Regions from separate parts of the Homo sapiens genome. Here region 2 is linked to region 1. Evidence: chromatin contacts called from ENCODE Hi-C or POLR2A ChIA-PET data. All regions are on one chromosome and are shown on one strand. Each heading gives the region's core, a stretch centred on a gene start or an enhancer-like site at or near the end of the contact. The rest is flanking DNA. Distances are from core to core; before and after follow the strand shown.

Region 1 (4,825 bases), core at 681-3,180:
AACCAAAGAGAAACAGATGGAGAGTAAGTGCTGATCTGGCCACTGACTCAAGCTTCTGCCCTAAAGCTGAGTCCAGGAGAGCTCATCCTAGTTCTTCGGTGTATCCCTATTTTCCAAGCCTCCCATCCCAAACATTAGCGCATGGTACTGCGGAAACAGTGGGGGAAGGTGTTTGTGAGCTCAGCCTCCTTGCCAGCATGAGGAATCCTCTGCAGTGCCCCTGACATAGGTCACAGCTCTTGCCCAAACCCTTTATCAGAAATTCACCCTGTGTCCAGACAATTACATCTATTTCTTGTACAGCTCAAGGTGTCAAGAGGTCTCCTTTTACAGTTAACCAAAGTGTTTCTTACTAAGTCCCACTGTCCTTTAGAAAAGGACAGCCCTACAGCCATTGGGGAACCCCTTCCACTTTCTCCAGGCTAAAAATATCTAGTTTCCTCAACTAATCCTTTTGTGCTTCAGTTTCTGAACTCATTCGTGTTCTCAGTAAACTTGATGGATTTCCTGTATCAGCAAATGGATGAAAAGAATGATGCTGGACTTTCATTTTTATATTGGAATGATTCTTTTTCTTAAAAATGTTGGCTTTTTTCTGGTTAAAAAGTAACACAGTATTGTTTTAAGAATATGAGAAATTTGGAAAAGTATGCTCCAAACCTCTTCACCAAAAGAAAATTTGAGATTAAGCTATACTTCAAGTTTTTTCTTCTCATACATACTTTACCTACATAGCTTTTTTTCCTCATACGTATTTTAAAGATATAAATGTATCTTTATATCATAATGTATGTATAATTTGGTCACCTCTTTTCACTTAATTATTATAAGCATAAAATCTTTAAAACATGATTTTTATTATAATAAGCTATAGAACTATATAACTGAAACAATCTCCTATTTCTAAATGTTTGGGATTTTCTAGTTTTTATTTTTATTTTTATTTTTATTTTTATTTTTGAGACCAGGTCTTGCTCTGTTGCCCAGGCTGGACTGCAGTGGCACAATCATGGCTCACTGAAGCCTTGACCTCCTGGGCTCTAGTGATCCTCCCTCCTCAGCCTCCTGAGTAGCTGGGATTACAGTTATAAGCCTCCATACACGGGTGATGTTTTACTGTTTAAAACAGAATATTTTAAAAGACTTCAGTAAGTGTTCTTGTGCATAAATCTTTATATGCACCTCTTCTTATCTCTGTAAAATAGTGGGGGCGTGGAATCATGTTAAATTATGGGAAAATATTATGAATGCTTTTTGAACTCTTAATACATTTTAGCTAATTGTTCTCCAGAAAGATTATTTCGGTGTAGTCTTCCAAGCAGCAACTGAGAGCGCTTTTACAGTCATTTTGTTGCCATGATTCTTTAGTTTGTAAATTCCATGTCTCTACATTTGCCACTCTCTGAAAAGGCAGGGGGCACAGAGCACAATACGTACAGAGAAAAAACAACTCTGTGGGGAAAATAGCTGCAGTGGTTCATTCCTCTGTGTGTCTCCCACATTTATTTAGAACAGTAAAAAGCTACATGTAAATTTTCCAAAGATTTCCACTCTACCTATTTCCTCTCCAATAATGACTTGCAGATTTCCCCTTAAAGTAATTTTGCTTTGCATTTCAACATAAGTTCTTGCCGAATCTAGCTTGGCTTAAAATTATAAATAGAGCAAAGAATGAGCACTTTATTCTATTCAGGGAACTCTTTCGTTCGTTTTGGAAAAGATGTTCTAAATCATGCAAGTTGGGTGCTATGGTGTAAGTAAATAATTTTTGCCTTATCTACCCTCAGAATAGATCATGAATTCTAAATGTTCATGCTTATTTTAGAGTAGATGAGTGGGAAGGGAGTACTATTGGGTTTAAGAAACGCACATTGGCTTTGGTATCATCTCCATGACCATCACTTATTTCGTATTTGACCCTGAGCCAGCTACTGATTCACCGAGCTTCAGTTTTTTCAACTGTAACATTGCTGAGTAACCGCTGCAGTAATATATTTGAAGCTATGACCTAGATGAGGTTGGCACAGTGGGAAGGATTTCCTGTGGGCTGCTTCATTCTTCTTCAGCTGCGTGTTACCAGGGGCCTTTGGGCCACCAGTTGGTCTTAGAAAAGGTTCAGCCCCTGGAATGACCAGCGGATGGCAGTCTTCCACTTTTGAATAGTTGCTTTGTGTAGAAAATGGCCTCGTTAAGCTTTAGTCTGAACTATGAAATTTTTTATTACTGGGAATAAACACGTGTTGAGCACCTGTTACATGCCAGTCATGAACGAGACACAGCTTCCGACTCAATAAGCTCAAGAGGGAGAGACCAAAGAAAATTAAAGTTCGCAAACACTTAAGAGTACAGAGTGTGTCTTATTGCCCAATTTAAAATTAATTAATCTTTACCTAAGTGAATTGAGGTTGTAACCCCAGTCTGAATCTTCTGTTAAACTTCTAGGGACACAAAGTTTCTTCTGGCTTAATGACTCACCTTAAAAACATCTTTTCAGCTGCTTGTACTTGAGAGTGGGCCTTATCAGAAGTAAGCATCGTTGACTTTTCAGTTCTACAAATCAATGATAGGTTTAAGCCCATGTGCAATTTTTAATCACAACAGGAAAAAAACACTTTTAGAAAGTCCACCAGCCTTAGTTTGGTAACACCTAATTTCTAAGAAAGTTTTCCAGGAAAAAAATACTGAATCATTTAAATTATAAGAAATGATGCATAAAGCTGAAGTTCAAGAATAGTCATTACAGCCTTATAGTCCCTTAGGGGCCAGTTGGGCCAAGTTTAGGATTTAACTGTTGCTGGAATGAGAAGGCAGTCCCCACCAGAGGGTTGCTTAGGAATTCCATGTGTTTCTGTGTTTTATCAGCCCAGAAGTTCAATTACGAGTCATGTCCTCTTCTGACTAGCAAAGCAGATTTGGTCCTTTTAGGAACATCCTTTAAGGACAGTGGGTGGGTGTGGTTTGGAGCCTCACCTGGAAGGTTAGTCCCCACTCCCTGGTAGGGACTTCTCCTTCCCCTTGCTTCTGCTGACAGGCTTCCTGGACCAGGTCGTGAGTGGGGAGCTCCTTTCATGTTTACACTTGTTGGGCTTTTCACTGAAGGTGTTGTAATAAAATGAAACTCCTCTACAGGCCTCATCCATGTGATGTCCTCCCATTGGGCACTGGCATGGTCCTTCATATTCTTCTTTTAAATTAGGTATATGGGGATGTGAAGACACTTTCCCAAATGTATGTGCATTACTTGGTTTTGAAAGCAGAAAATTAAGTTAGCTAGTCAGATGGAAATTACTTGGAAACAAGTAGCCTAAGGGTTGGAAACATGAAGATAACTGAAATTCTGTTTACCTTTTATTCTTTTTTTTTTTTTTTTTTTTGAGATGGAGTCTCACTCTGTCACCCAGGCTAGAGTACAGTGGCATGATTTCGGCTTACTGCATCACTGCAACCTCCACCTCCCGGGTTCAAGCGATTCTTCTGTTTCAGCCTCCCAAGTAGCTGGAATTACAGGTGCACACCATCATGCCCAGTTAATTTTTGTATTTTTAGTAGAGATGGGGTTTCACTATGTTGGCCAGGCTGGTCTCAAACTCCTGACCTCAGGTGATCCACCTGCCTCAGCCTCCGAAAGTGCTGGGATTACAGGTGTGAGCCACCACACCTGGCCTACATTGTATTCTTTACAAGAGTATTTAAATGTCTTGAGTTTTAAAGTTAGGAAGAAAACCAGATCATACATGGCTGAAACAAACAAACAAACAAACAAACAAACAAATCCTTTAGCCTAGAATATTCCAATTATTGTAACAAATTTTAAGCTAAAGGACTGAGTCATTGTCCCAGATTTCTAATAGCAATCTAGCAAAATAGCAAAGGACATGAAATATGCAAATAGCAAAATAGCAAAGGACATGAAAAATGTCTGCAAACCTGTAGGGGAGGAAAAATGTTTCCTCTGCATTCTTAGGTTCTCTGGCTGCAGTCTGTGAATTAAGCTGACAAAAGATTAACAGATAAAAAGCATACCAATTTTGTTTGATGTTAATATTTTTGTAGTGGCATGGGGGGCTTCATAGGAAAGAAGTGACAACCCCAGAGAAGCAGTTAGACTTGAGGGATTATATACCATTTTAACAAAGGGTGATAAACTATGGAGAAGTGATTAGACAAAGGAAAGGGGCTGGGGCTTCTAGGGACAGTAAATTGTGAGAAATTGACTAAGAAAAATATGGGGGAAATTGACAGAAGATAAGGGTCCTTTTATTAAAGTTTATTTGTGCAGACTTGTCTTGGAGTCAACTCCCCATCTCCAGTGATAAGAATCTTCTCTTCTTCCTAGCACTGGGAGGGCACCCTTCTCATGGGAAATTTATGCCCTGGTTTTAGGCAGAAATGGGGAAGGCAGAGAGCTCTTCCTGCATCTGCTATTTCTCAATAGCCTTCAGCTCAAAATAATCAACATGCCAAAGCAACATATTTTGGGGTGGCATGTTCTGATCCCCTTCAAGCCCTTTGCTCCAGAGGGAGTTTCTTCCCTAAGGGGTCAAGCCCAGCTTAGCAGTGGAAAGGTAAATGTTTGATCGCTCATGCTGGCATGTGATTTTACAAGACTAGATGTCAGCATACAAAAATGAAAGTGGAAATTTTGATAAGGAAATGAGGTTGTAAGGATTGTTTTTCCCTTTTCTCAATTTTTATTTAAATTCTATTGCTTTATTTTCTAAAATAATACGGGTAGAACTCAAACATTGACTCTATTTTTAAGAAAAGACCCAGAAACCCTTAGAAAGGGCTTTGGTCATGTGCTAAAGGGCCACGTCTAGGATTA
Region 2 (4,713 bases), core at 994-3,493, 470 kb after region 1:
CGGGCAGATCACTTGAGGCTAAGAGTTCGAGACCAGCCTGGCTAATATGGTGAAACACCATCACTACTAAACATACAAAAATTAGCCAGGCGCGCACCTGTAATCCCAGCTACTTGGGTGGCTGAGACACAGAATTGCTTGAATCCAGGAAGTGGAGGCTGCAGTGAACGGAGATCGCACCACTGCCCTCCAGCCCGGGCAACAGAGTGAAAAACTCTGTCTCAGAAAAAAAGGAAAAAAAAAAAAACACAAATAAAGGCTGAGCTGTATTTTCTTTAATTTCTTTTTTCTTTTTTTTTTTTTTTTTGAGATGGAGTCTCGCTCTGTTGCCCAGGCTGGAGTGCACTGGCGCGATCTCAGCTCACTGCAAGCTCCACCTCCCAGGTTCAGGCCATTCTCCTGCCTCAGCCTCCTGAGTAGCTGGGACTACAGGCGCCCGCCACCAGGCCCGGCTAATTTTTTTTTTTTTTTTTTTTTGTATTTTTAGTACAGACGGGGTTTCACCGTGTTAGCCAGGATGGTCTCAATCTCCTGACCTCGTGATCCGCCCACCTCAGCTTCCCAAAGTGCTGGGATTACAGGCATGAGCCACTGTGCCCGGCCCTCTTTACTTTCTAAAAACAAAAACAAGAATTTTAATTTTATACAGTTCATTTTTTCTCCATCCCCAAGCTCCTCCAACCCTTTCCACCTCCATCTTAAACTTTTTTTTCTATTTTATTTATTTAAATAGAGATGGGAATCTTGCGATGTTGCCCAGGCTGGTCTCGACCTCCTGGCCTCAAGTGATCCTCCTGCATCAGCCTCTCAAAGTGCTGGGATTACAGGTGTGAGCCACTGCTCCCAGCCACATCATGCATTTTGACACCCAATCACTGTCATGAACTCTATATCCTTCCAGTTCACTGAAGTCTATGTACAGTGTATCTATGTCTATACTGAACCCTATAATATTGTGGTTTTCTTAATGCCCTAAGTGGTATACTGTATATATCACTGAGTAACTTGTTTTTCACTCAGCAGCACATTTAAGATCCATCCAGTGGGTATATGGATCTAGCTAATTCATTTAAGCTGTTACACTAGTCCACTGTACAACAGACCATTTTATTTATGGACTGTCTTACTGGTGGCCACTCTCCCTCCCCGTTAAACTAAGTTTCTTCTATTAATCAATACTCTTGTAGTACATGTCTCCCTGTACTGTGTGAGTTTCTATATATCCAGAAATTGAAGTCTTAGGTCATGGAGTATGTTTATTTCTATTTTTACTAAATAAGGCTGAATTGCTCTCCAAAGTGGCTATATCAATGAACGCTGAGTTGCTGCCTTCCACACCTTTTTCCACACTTGGTACTGCCAGACTTTTTAAATGTTTGCCCATCGGTGACATTTGTTTTTCTGCTCATCTAATGTTAATAACCAAAGAGGGATACCCAGATAGTTTCAACGTTTACAACATCTCTATTTCCCTGCTTAACTCAATCAAATCTCCTCTGAAATGGCATGGTGGACACAGTGTGTCTTATGTGCCCTGACTGACTCCACTGATGGGCAGTTCTTTTTCGTTCATGGCCAAGGGAGATATCAGTTGTTTAAAATTGAAGAAACATGGCCAGGCGCGGTGGCTGATGCCTGTAATCCCAGCACTTTGGGAGGCCAAGACAGGTGGATCACGAGGTCAGCAGACTGAGACCATCCTGGCTAACACAGTGAAACCCCGTCTCTACTAAAAAATACAAAAAAAATCAGCCAGGCGTGGTTGCGGTTGCCTGTAGTCCCAGCTACTCAGGAGGCTGAGGCAGGAGAATGGCATGAACCCGGGAGGCGGAGCTTGCAGTGAGCTGAGATTGCACCACTGCACTCCAGCCTGGGTCATGGTGCGAGACTCCGTCTCAAAAAAATAAAATAAAATAAAATAAAATAAAAAATGAAGAAACATTATCTGCAAGTAAACTGAAGATGTTTGGAAGGGATAGGACTCCCTTCAGAGAATCTTGACTGCAGTATTCAGCCAGCAGCTGTGCTGGTCCACAGTGTGAAATGCTAGGACTGGCAACCTCACTGCCCTTGAATAACTGGTCTTGGCATCTCTCCCACTGCAGCCCCAGCCTGCTTCCAAGACTGCTTGCTGGCATGAGGAAAGAGGCTTAGGGCTCCCCAGGAGCTTTGTCTATGGACAGAAGTGGGGGAGGTGAGTCTCAGAGGCCACCGAAGGTACTGCAGCCGGCTTGTTCCCTCCTACGTGCAGACAAGCACAAACCACTGCAGGGGCGGGGCTTCACCGCACTGCATGGTAGGGGCCCTAAAGCACCCAACTCCTGAGCTGAGCAGTCATACCAAGAGGCAGGAAGGCCCAGCAGATGCTGCACATCACCCTCCACCACTCACCCAGGCTCACCTTCCCCCAACAGCTTCTTTAACAAAGTCCCAAGTATTTAAATTACTCAATTATCCAGTCTGCCCCTTGGTAAAAAAATGCAAGCTCCCCGCAAGTATGGTGGTATCAAAAATGGTCTTCATATATCTGGTTGTTTAGCTCTATTCCCATCTGTATCAGAACTGATGCTTAAAGGGACAACTTAAAATCCTTAAGACCTCATACCAAATAAACCAATCTCACGAAGACCCTTGAAGATGCAATAAAACTCTGCTCACAGGGTCAACGCATTCTTGTGTTATACCAGCTAATTGAGATTTGACTGTGGACTTTTGGAGTGATTCAGAAAGAAGGGTAATGTCAAATGAGTCATTTTCCTCTACTCCGGTCTCAGTCTTAGCTCTTGGCCAAGATAACACATCCTGACTTGCCTTCATAAAAGCTGAAGCAGGCCAGGTGCAGTGGCTCACGCCCGTAATCCCGGCACTTTGGGAGGCCGAGGCCGGTGGATCACCTAAGTCAGGAGTTCAAGACCAGCCTGGCCAACATGGTGAAACCCCATCTCTACTAAAAATACAAAAATATTAGCTGGGCGTGGTGCAAGTGCCTGTAATTCCAGCTACTTCGGGAGGCTGAGGCAGGAGAATTGCTTGAACCCAGGAGGTGGAGGTTGCAGTGAGCCGAGATCACACCATTGCACTCCAGACTGGGCAACAAGAGCAAAACTATCTCAAAAAAAAAAAAAAAAAAAAAAAAAAAAAACAAAAAACTGAAGCAAAATAAACTAAAACCCAAGTAAAGTGAGTTTGTAATGTAAGTGCTGCATTTTCTTCTACCTTCCTGCCCACGGCCGTTTCCTCATTTCTTCCATTGCCTCAATATTAAGAAATAAACAGCTTTAGGAAATAAAATGGTTTTTCCTGTGACCCCACATCAGTGTCACAACATTCAAGGCACAGAAGCAACTCCCATAAAGTGCTAGCTGTTTAGAGTCACCGCCACCAAATTTGCTAAGTCACTGGGGGTACGGTTCTTAAAGAGCTAATGATGCTCTTTGCTAAAATATGAATACAACATTATTTCTAATGCAATGCTTAAAATGAAAGCAGTTGTGCTAGACAGGAGACCAACATCCATACATTTTGGCTCAAGTCAGTAACTGAGAAATGAGTTCAAGAACCTTCTTTAAGTCATCATTAATCAAGTCCCAGGAGAGGCGGCTGTGCCCGCTACAAAAGGGCCAGGAATGAAGCTGCACAGACGGCATTAGCTGGGCACCGGGCTCTGCCAGTCTACACTTAAGCTCTTAAGGCAGTACAGAGAACCAGGTGACCCGGACCAATCATTTTTTAATTAGTTGTGGCTTTTTTTTTTTTTTTTTTTGAGAAGGAGTCTCGCTCTGTCGCCCAGGCTGGAGTGCAGTGGCGCGATCTCGGCTCACTGCAAGCTCCGTAGTTGAGGCATTTTTAATTAGGGGAAATGCATGCTTCATTATCTGACTCACTGAAAGGGGAGAAGGGACTTTTTAAGCCTGCAAGAACCACAATGTAGTTTCCCCACTCACCCAGCGAAGATAATTCTCTCAAAAGCAGAATAATTGAAAGGTTGAGTCATCTTCCCCACAGAGCCCCACTCCCCCACAGATTTGGTGATACGTTACATTTCCCTTCCCCACAAGACAGCCCACTCCTGCCCCCACAGCACCTCAGGCCACCAAAGGGCAAATTATTTGCTAACAACGCTGCAGCAGGGGAGTCCTGACCTCCATCTCCTCTGTGACCTAGGGAGTGGCCACACCCTCAAGACGGCCAACTGGGGGCTACTGACCCTGGCTCCAATCCTAATCTCACCAGCAGGCAGAGCAAGTCAAGGGCTGGAATGTTCCTCTGGTAGGTAGTATTCTACTTACAGCGGAACACCAAAGGCTTAACTCAGCCCCTCCTTGCCTGCCTTTGTCTACAGGTCCCAATCTCAGATGACCAAAAAGCATCTGCTCCAAGCAGAGAGTTGGAAAGTTACATTATCAGTTACTTTGTCAATATTAAACCAGATCCCTTGGGGAACTGGTTTCCAGGAGACACGTGGTTATTCAGAGAGCCTGATTCCTCACGATTAGCTGTAGGCGTTTGGGGACAGTAGGAAGACAATGGATCAAGGCCCTTATGCTCAATTGTGGACTAAGTAATTGTGCTCAAAAATAATATATTCAGTCACAGGCTTTTCTTCTGGGTATTTCGCCAGAGATTAGACACTTACTGAGTGTGCCACATCCACGTAAGCATGAATCCTTTCAACCATCATGAGGAAAATGTTACTCCCAGTTTTCCCAGGGG

Evidence for each region. A loop is a pair of places that touch in the nucleus more often than their neighbours do. ChIA-PET counts read pairs that join two places held with the same protein, here RNA polymerase II (POLR2A). Pooled maps may share reads with other maps.
Region 2: a loop to region 1 is called in a pooled map, with 2.9 times the contacts of the local background. The contact joins two enhancer-like sites. A Hi-C loop is called at or near these places in 1 of 50 pooled maps. POLR2A ChIA-PET finds 5 or more read pairs at or near these places in 4 of 52 experiments (A549, IMR-90, PC-9 and 1 more).

Annotation. Positions count from the first base shown.
Region 1 is chr15:71,750,726-71,755,550 of GRCh38, forward strand. The region is part of intron 14 of THSD4 (thrombospondin type 1 domain containing 4); the gene reads left to right. Among named protein-coding and RNA genes, the nearest start is that of NR2E3, 57 kb to the right of the region's middle. Within about 2 kb of position 1,931, at least 9 of the 41 ENCODE cell types and tissues checked have a DNase peak (open chromatin) inside an H3K27ac peak, as active enhancers do.
Region 2 is chr15:72,224,633-72,229,345 of GRCh38, forward strand. The region is part of intron 1 of PKM (pyruvate kinase M1/2); the gene reads right to left. Among named protein-coding and RNA genes, the nearest start is that of PKM, 4.2 kb to the right of the region's middle. RefSeq lists enhancers at 2,076-2,370, 3,788-4,047. Within about 2 kb of position 2,244, at least 37 of the 41 ENCODE cell types and tissues checked have a DNase peak (open chromatin) inside an H3K27ac peak, as active enhancers do.